Regions from separate parts of the Homo sapiens genome. Here regions 1 and 3 are each linked to region 2. A link is a contact called in ENCODE Hi-C or POLR2A ChIA-PET data. All regions are on one chromosome and are shown on one strand. The core of a region is the stretch at or near the end of the contact, and the rest is flanking DNA. Distances in the headings are between cores, read along the strand shown.

Region 1 (2,700 bases), core at 2-2,501, 88 kb after region 2:
CCTTGTGATTCTTTCTGTCTCCTCTGCTTGTTCCTCTGCCTTGGCTGGCCTGGGATGCTGAGGTTCCACAGCACTCACTGCCAGATCCTCTTCTTCAGCTCCAGCCTCTCCCTCATTCAGCTCACATTAAGCATAAAAAACAAATACGAGCTATTAATACCATTATCTTGTACTGAACAACAATTCTTGGCTAGTAATAAGATCATAGCCATTGGGGCAGGAAGGGAGGAAGAAAGAAAATATAAAAAGAATCTGATGATAAAAACATTGGTGACCACTGGTAATTCCCAACTGAAAAATTCCACCTCTTTATGCTTGAAATGCACCTGTTGCCACATCACATGGTCCTTGGCACCTTGAATTAAAACCTAGTGGATAAGGCTTTCTCCTCTACCTGTCACCTCCCCGAGGACAGTAGCCACATCTGACTTGGTGACAGTGTATGCTCAGCAACTGTGGAACCAATCCCTGGGTACTTAACCAGCCCCTTCCCCCTAAATTCACTCATACATTTCTAATTTAGAAATTAAACGTTCTAAATATTTTTCCGCAAATACTTTTAAACCCTCCACTGCACATGTGTCCCAGTGAGTCCTTTCAATGACTTACCCCATCCTTTGTCTCACCTGAAGCAAATTCTACAGATTTTCAAACGTAGCATTTCAATGTTTCCCCCAAAACAGATTTATTCTCAGTGCTTTCCAACTTTAAACTAAAACTTCTCAGAACATTTTATTTTTCTTTAGGAGGACAGTTACACCTGAATCAAAGCTACCGTTTCAAAATTTTTAATGTGGGGCCAGGCGTGGTGGCTCATGCCTGTAATCCCAGCACTTTGGGAATCCAAGGCAGGAGGATGGCTTGAACTCAGGAGTTTGAGACTAGCCTGGGGAACAGAGTGAGACCCCATCTCTACAAAAAATTTAAAAATTTGCCAAATGTGGTGACCCGCCTGTAGCCCCAGCTACTCAGAGGCTGAGGTGGGAGGATCGCCTGAGCCCAGGAGTTTGAGGCTGCAGCAAGTTATGATGGCACACTGCACTCCAGCCTGGGTGGCAGAGCAAGAACCTATCTCAAAAAAAAAAAAAAAATTCTAAAATGGATTAAAGAAACCCTATCTGAGCTACAAGAGACAAAGCCTGTGAGAGTTAGATGTCTCCTTGCCCTTCCTCCTCATCAACAAGTCATGACACAACTTGAGGAAGCTGGACCTATTTTGGTTAGGCACCCACTTAACTTGGCCTTTAAATGCTTTCTTCATTACCACATGAGAAGCAACAATTGAAAATGAAACAAAACTCAACAGAGCAGTGACTAACATAAAACTGCTTATATTAAATAAACTCAGTACAGCATCTTTTTTTTTTTTTTTTTTTTGAGACAGAGTCTCACTTTGTCACCCAGGCTGGAGTACAGTGGCGCGATCTCGGCTAACTGCAACCTCCACCTCCTGGGTTCAAGCCATTCTCCTGCCTCAGCCTCCCATGTATCTGGGATTATAGGCACCTGCCACCATGCCTGGGTAATTTTTGTATTTTTAATAGAGACAGGGTTTCACCATGTTGGCCAGGCTGGTCTTGACCTCCTGACCTCAGGTGATCAACCTGCCTCAGCCTCCCAAAGTGCTGGGATTACAGGCATGGGCCACTGTGCCCGGCCCTACAGCATCTATTCACACTAAGCTGCTTTATAAACTCTGAGGCAAAAATGAAGGCAGCCTTGAAAGTTGCCACATTTAAGCACAAGGAAGCCTGGAGTAAATCACCTCTAATTCAGGAGCAATTTCATCTGTGAAGGAAAAACTTCAGGAAGAAATTTTGAAAGCTTGAGAAAAGCTTAAAAGGAGGCAAGCATCACATCAACAGATGATGTGTGTTAATTTTAGCTGCAATAGTCTAAAGTGCAGTGTCAAACCAGGAAAGCAGCCAAGCAACACTCAGGCCAGAGACGCTAACTGAGTGCCCATCACCGGCCCCGGTACCAGAGACACTTAGTGAGTGCCCACCACAGGCCGAACAGGCCGGGTGCTGACAATGCAAAACTCATCGAAGTCCAGTCCCTAGCCCCGAGAAGCACCCTACACAGTGAGAGAAGATGGGCAAAATAAACCAACTTCAATACTACAAGGTAAATCCTGTAATCAAGAGCCAAAAAAGTGCTGTGGAGCAGAGTTGAGAGAATCTTGCTGGAATGACCGGTCCCTGGCAGGATAAAGCCAAGGTAGGGTCTTCAGATGATGATGCAAGAGCAAAACAAAGAAAGAGAGCTCCAAGTTGGACCAAGTAAGGACAATTTACTGACAAAAATATCTCAATAATGAAGACTTTATAATAATCCAAGAGAAAATTAAGCCAGAGTTCTTAAGATAAATAGAAGGCTATTAAAGATATATAGAAGATCTAATTATACTGCCTGGATAGGAAAGGGTCTTACTGCTACAGAGTAGAATTAACGTATATTTAATAGATATGAATGCTGTACATTTGACACTTACTATTTAACTTTAAAACAATTAGCCTTTTCAAAAACTCAGTGTTTTTGTTTTTTCCTAGATCTAGAAGCAATAAAATGGGCTTAAGGAACACGGAATAAAGGGAGCAACCCTGTGAAGACCACAAAGGCAGAACAGTGACAGCAGCTCAGCAGCAAGACTGCCGGGCACCGGGCCTGGCTCTCCCACCACCTGACTGGGTAACTTTT
Region 2 (2,700 bases), core at 119-2,618:
ATGGACAGATACCAGGAATGCCCAAGAGTGCATCGTGCTACACCCGGAGTGACACTGTACAGGAGCCATACAGGAGCTATAAGAAGTGCTGCTTCTTGGCCAACAGGCACATTGTGCTGGCATGAAATCTGTTAATTTGTGTTATTTATAGTTACTCTAGCCTCACTTTTTTTTTTTCCTTGTTTGTTTGTTTGGTTTTTTTTTTTGGAGGCATAAAAGGGAAGGGGGGAAGGCTTCAACTGTCTTATTTTACCAACATCAGAAGACTTAACTCTGACCCTTAGCCCAGATGGGCCCTACATTCACCAAGTCCCCCAAGGCCAGAGTCAAGGGCAGATGCCCTTCAGAGTTACAAAGGATATGAATAAGTGAATGGGCAAGAGCAGAACAGACAGAAAGCCAGTCCACAGGGACAGGCCCACAGAAAAGTCTGTCAAAGAAGCCGTCTAAAATTCGTACCAAGGCCTATTCAACTGGGAAGAGAAGATAAATTCTGGGAGTTTTAAATTTTTTTAATTTACCAGCTTCAGTTGTGTGATGGTTAATATTCAATGTCAACTTGATTGGACTGAAGGATATAAACTATTGTTCCTGGGTGTGTCTGTGAGGGTGCTGCCAAAGGAGATTAACATTTGAGTCAGTGGACTCGGAGAGGCAGACCCACCCTCAATCCGGGTGGGCACCATCTAATCAACTGCCATCGTGACCAGAATAAAAAGCAGGCAGAAGAACGTGGAGAGATTAGACTGGCTTAGCCTCCAAGCCTCCATCTTTCTCCCGTGCTGGACGCTTCCTGCCCTCAAACATCATACTCCAAGTTCTTCAGCTTTGGGACTCAGACTGGCTTCCTTGCTCCTTAGCTTGCAGATGGCCTACTGTGAGACCCCACCTTGTGATCGTGTGAGTTAATACTCCTTAATAAACTCTCCTTTAACATACATCTGTCCTATTAATTCTGTCCCTCTAGAGTACCCTAATACAAGATGACATTAGTTTCCTTTGAGAATATAACCAGGAAGGTACACAGCAGTAATTGGCAAAGAACGATTTTTTTTTCCTTTCAAAAGGGGGTGTTTCTCCCAAATTCCATCAGTAGAGACCACTGTAAACGAAGTGGACACCCATTTCTTTTCTAGGTAAGAGGAAGAGGGGAGGGTGGCTGGCATAGAAAGTCACATAAACAACAAATTAGGGGCAGAATCTTCCTATGAAGGCTATCTTAATGTATTACACATTCCTCCTTATTCAATATAAAAGAACATGTAGTGAAGGGAAGCATGCATGTAATGTACATGGCTGACCACTGCCCAGGAGAAAGCTGAAACGGCTTAGATTGGCACATGCTGCCCGGTGTGGCCCAGCCTGTCTCTAATCTCAGCCCTCCAGCCCCACCCACCACCAGCTGCTGGTCTTCTCACACCCTCTACAAATACCCTGGGCAGACAGCACTTGTCTCCTGTTCTTTAGTCAGGAAACCTCGTTACCTATCAAGACTCAAATCAAATGTTACTGCTTTTGAAATGGGTTCTCTGATATCATCAAAACAAGCATTTTCTGCTAAGTTATCACACTAGAGTTTTCCATGATTTGTACATTACTGCCTTACAAGCATGTCTCTGGCCCTCAAGTAAGAGCTCTTTGAGTGCAGAACCGTTTCTCATATGTCTTTTTATACCAATGCTAAATAGATGTGGGATGTAACCAGCCTATAGAGGATACTTGTTTTACTGCAAGAACTAACAAATTCATTTATTATTAATATCTCTGTTATGCACAGTGACACTGAGAAATACTTCACCCTCAAGGGCTAACTGCCCCAAACAAGGCATAAATCCATATGAGTCGGTAAGTTTTCCCAAATGAAGCAATTCAATTAAATAAAGTGCTAAGTAAATATACCACAAGGACTGATGGGTTTGTTTAAATAAATAAAATACCTCAGTAGGGTGAGAATAGAGTATTCTGAGCATAATATCACCAAGTACACTTAAAATTTACACACAGAATCACTTTTCTCTAAGAATAGTTCACAGAGCTGTTTCATTATCTTAACAAAGTCTGTAAATCTCAGAGGTTCTCAGGTCCAAGGACTCTCTCCCTCCTTCCACTTGCACCCCTGCATGGTTTTGCAGAGAACATTCTGAGAAACCGATCTTGAGAAGCATGAAAAGTCCTGAAAGGTTGAAAGGTCTTCTCTGGATTAGTAACATTAAAAACAACTAATGTGTGTGCTGCTTTAAAATGTTCAGAGTCCCACTTCTGTTCTGAGTTAACCCACAGAGCACTCCTATGTGTCAGGGCAGACACAACCACAATCCTTTGCTCACAGAAGAGGACACTGGGTCCAGAAGAATGAGCGTCACACCCAACCTCACCTCCTTACTAAGTATGTAATGAAGACTCCAAGCCTGATGGATCTTCAGTCATCTATGCTTTCTCAATACGACACGTAACTAAGGTCCTAAATTTTACAAAGAAAAAAAATTAAGAGGTGAGAGGGCGAAGTCAGCAGCAAAGATGAAAGTGAAAATTCTCTGCCTGACAACAAACCAGAGTGACTGGAGAGGGCAAGCCTGGGCCAGCACTGGTGTAGGGACCTTGGGGCAATCCCTCAGGGAAGGCCAGGCCTCGGCATCAGAGGAACACTTCAAGTTTCAGGAGACGATTCCCTTTCTGGGTATAACATCAGAGCAAAGGTAT
Region 3 (2,700 bases), core at 88-2,587, 110 kb after region 2:
GAGATGCCCAAATAATAAGATCAGCAAGAGAAGGAACAGCAGAAGTCATCATAACATGATACTTTATATTAAACTTTACCAAATCATTTCAAATCCATAAAGGACTAAATTGGGTCTAGGCCGGGTGCGGTGGCTCACACCTGTAACCCCAACACTTCGGGAGGGCAAGGCAGGAGGATCCCTTGAGCCCAGGAGTTCAAGACCAGCCTGGGCAACATAGTGAGGCTTCATCCCTAAAAAAAAAAAAAAAAAATTTAATTGACCAGGTGTGGTGATATGTGCCCGTAGTCCCAGCTACTCAGAAGGCTAAGGGAGGAGGATTGCTTGAACCTGGGAGGCCAGGCTGCAGTAAGCATGATCGCACCACTGCACTCCAGCCTGGGTGACAAAGTAAGACCCTGTCTCCAAAAAAATAAAAAAATTGTGTCTAAATTATATTGCCAACATAATCACTGAAAAATGCTGTCTTAAGTCTGCTCAGGCTGCGATAAAACCATAAACTGAGTGGCTTAAACAACAGAAATTTATTTTGTTTCTTTTATGTTTTTAGTTTTTTTATTATTATTTAAATAAAAAATAAATAAATAGAGACAAAGTCTCGCTATGTTGCCCAGGCTGGTCTCAAACTCCTGTGCTCAAGTGATCGTCTCACCTCAGCCTCCCAAAGTGCTAGGACTACAGGCATGAGCCACCATGCCCGGCCACAACAGAAATTTATTTCTCGAAGTTCTGGAGGCTAAAAGTCTAAGATCAAGGTACCAGCAAGGTAGGTTTCATTCTCAGGCTTTTTTTCCTCCCTTGTAGGCAGCTGCCATCCTGCTGTGTGCTCACATGGGGAGAAAAAAAGCAAGCCTCCTGGTGTCTCTTCTTCTAAGGACACTAAGCCCATATGAAGGCCCCACACTCATGACCTCATCTAACCTTAATTACCTCCTACAGACCCCACTTCCAAATACTATCACATTGGGACTTAGGGCTTCAACATATGAACGGGGGTAGGGGGACTCAAACACTCAGTCCACAACAAATGGTATCTACTTTAGCTCTGAATTCTATTTATTTAATGACTAGTAAAACTGAACATTTTGTTTATTGCACATTTAGGTTTTTTTTCTTTTAAAAATGGTCTGCTCTGATTTCATGTCTGAAACAGAAAGTATACAGGACGAACCTGAAACATCTCATCATATCGTAAAGCAAGGAAGCTATGAGATTACTAGAGACGTGTCAGAAGGACTCAGGTGCCAGCCTAAATAAGCCTACACTGCCCAAAGAGGGAGCAATTTGAGCATCGAAAGGACAGTAACTGCAATGGACTGAAACACACCACGTATGCTAAAATAGGCGTTCATAATGTTATGCGAAAAAATTTAAAACCCTCAACCATCACCACTGGAGGATGCTAGGGGACCAAATCATAACTTTGAAAACTGGTAAATCAAGGGAAATAATCAGACACTTTTCAAACCCTTCCTATACACTCTATACCTCAAGGTAACCAAATAATTGACAAAGGAGAATTTCTACACACACACACACACACACACACACACACACACACACACCTATTTCAGCTAATAACTAAATGACAGGATGTAACCATATTGTAATCCCTCCTGAACTCATAGACCAAGTTAACATTCAAGAATGGTTGCTAGTATCACAAAAAGAAAGAAAGAAGACTTCCTGATGAAAATAATCCTGCCCTCACAAAAAAATAAAATTGGATTCTTTTGATTTAGCCTCTACAATGAACTACCAATGTACAGGAAACACAAGAAATAAAATAACATATTTTACATTACAAGGATGCAAAGAATAAAATTCAGTTTCTTCAATAAAGAGTTGCAAAGAAAAAAAAAGATAGAGAACCTATAGGTTAAAAGAGACTTTAAACCATCCAACTGCAATGTATGGACCTTATTTGCATCTTAATTCAAACAATCATATATATATATATGATATGATATAAACACACACACACACACGTACACGCCCATACACACACATACATACACACAAATATATACTGCAGTCAAGGAGTATTGATTGGATATCTGATGATACTAAGAAAAAATTTTTAAGGTAAGATAATAGTATTGTAATTATTTTAAGGGGTCTTTTTCTTTTGGAGACATGTACTAAAATATTTACAGACAAAATTATATGACAGCTTGATTTGCTTTAAAATAATCCAAGTGGAGGGACGTGAGAGGTATTGCTCAAACAAAACTGGTAACGTTTTAAAATTGCCAAAGCTGGGCAAGATACAGTGCTTTATTACACCAGTCTCCACTGTTAGCAATGTTTTAAAATTTCCATGATAGGCCGGGTGCGGTGGCTCACGTCTGCAATCCCAGCACTTTGGGAGGCCGAGGCGGGCGGATCACGAAGTCAGGAGTTCGAGACCAGCCTAGCCAACATAGTGAAACCCTGTCTCTACTAAAAACAACAAAAAAATTAGCCGGGTGTTGTGGTGGGCACCTGTAATCCCAGCTACTTGGGAAGCTGGGGCAAGGAGAATCACTTGAACCCGGGAGGCGAAGGTTGCAGTGAGCCAAGATTGCGCCACTGCACTCCAGCCTGGGCGACAGTGAGCAGCAGGGTGGAGTTTCAGTGCCTGTGCTGTGTGGAGTGAAGTGAACCGGTACGGCCAGAACAGCAACTTCCTGTGTGCTCTCAAGCCTGTCAATAAGATAC

What was found. Hi-C counts contacts between places; a loop is a spot of excess contacts on that map. ChIA-PET counts read pairs that join two places held with the same protein, here RNA polymerase II (POLR2A). Pooled maps may share reads with other maps.
Region 1: a loop to region 2 is called in a pooled map, with 8 times the contacts of the local background. The contact joins two enhancer-like sites. A Hi-C loop is called at or near these places in 7 of 50 pooled maps. POLR2A ChIA-PET finds 5 or more read pairs at or near these places in 8 of 52 experiments (Panc1, RWPE1, T-cell and 3 more).
Region 3: a pooled map shows a loop between it and region 2 (3-fold over the local background). The contact joins two enhancer-like sites. A Hi-C loop is called at or near these places in 2 of 168 maps with a recorded cell type or tissue (IMR-90 and K562), 1 of 37 single-sample maps with no recorded cell type and 10 of 50 pooled maps. POLR2A ChIA-PET finds 5 or more read pairs at or near these places in 4 of 52 experiments (B cell, HEK293T, MCF 10A and 1 more).

Annotation. Positions count from the first base shown.
Region 1 is chr6:158,269,827-158,272,526 of GRCh38, reverse strand. It overlaps a transcript of TULP4 not described here. Among named protein-coding and RNA genes, the nearest start is that of TULP4, 41 kb to the left of the region's middle. Within about 2 kb of position 1,251, at least 4 of the 41 ENCODE cell types and tissues checked have a DNase peak (open chromatin) inside an H3K27ac peak, as active enhancers do.
Region 2 is chr6:158,357,604-158,360,303 of GRCh38, reverse strand. The region is part of intron 1 of TULP4 (TUB like protein 4); the gene reads right to left. Among named protein-coding and RNA genes, the nearest start is that of SNORA116, 36 kb to the right of the region's middle. RefSeq lists an enhancer at 2,377-2,626. Within about 2 kb of position 1,368, at least 6 of the 41 ENCODE cell types and tissues checked have a DNase peak (open chromatin) inside an H3K27ac peak, as active enhancers do.
Region 3 is chr6:158,242,713-158,245,412 of GRCh38, reverse strand. It overlaps a transcript of TULP4 not described here and the pseudogene SRP72P2. Among named protein-coding and RNA genes, the nearest start is that of TULP4, 68 kb to the left of the region's middle. RefSeq lists an enhancer at 2,441-2,490. Within about 2 kb of position 1,337, at least 2 of the 41 ENCODE cell types and tissues checked have a DNase peak (open chromatin) inside an H3K27ac peak, as active enhancers do.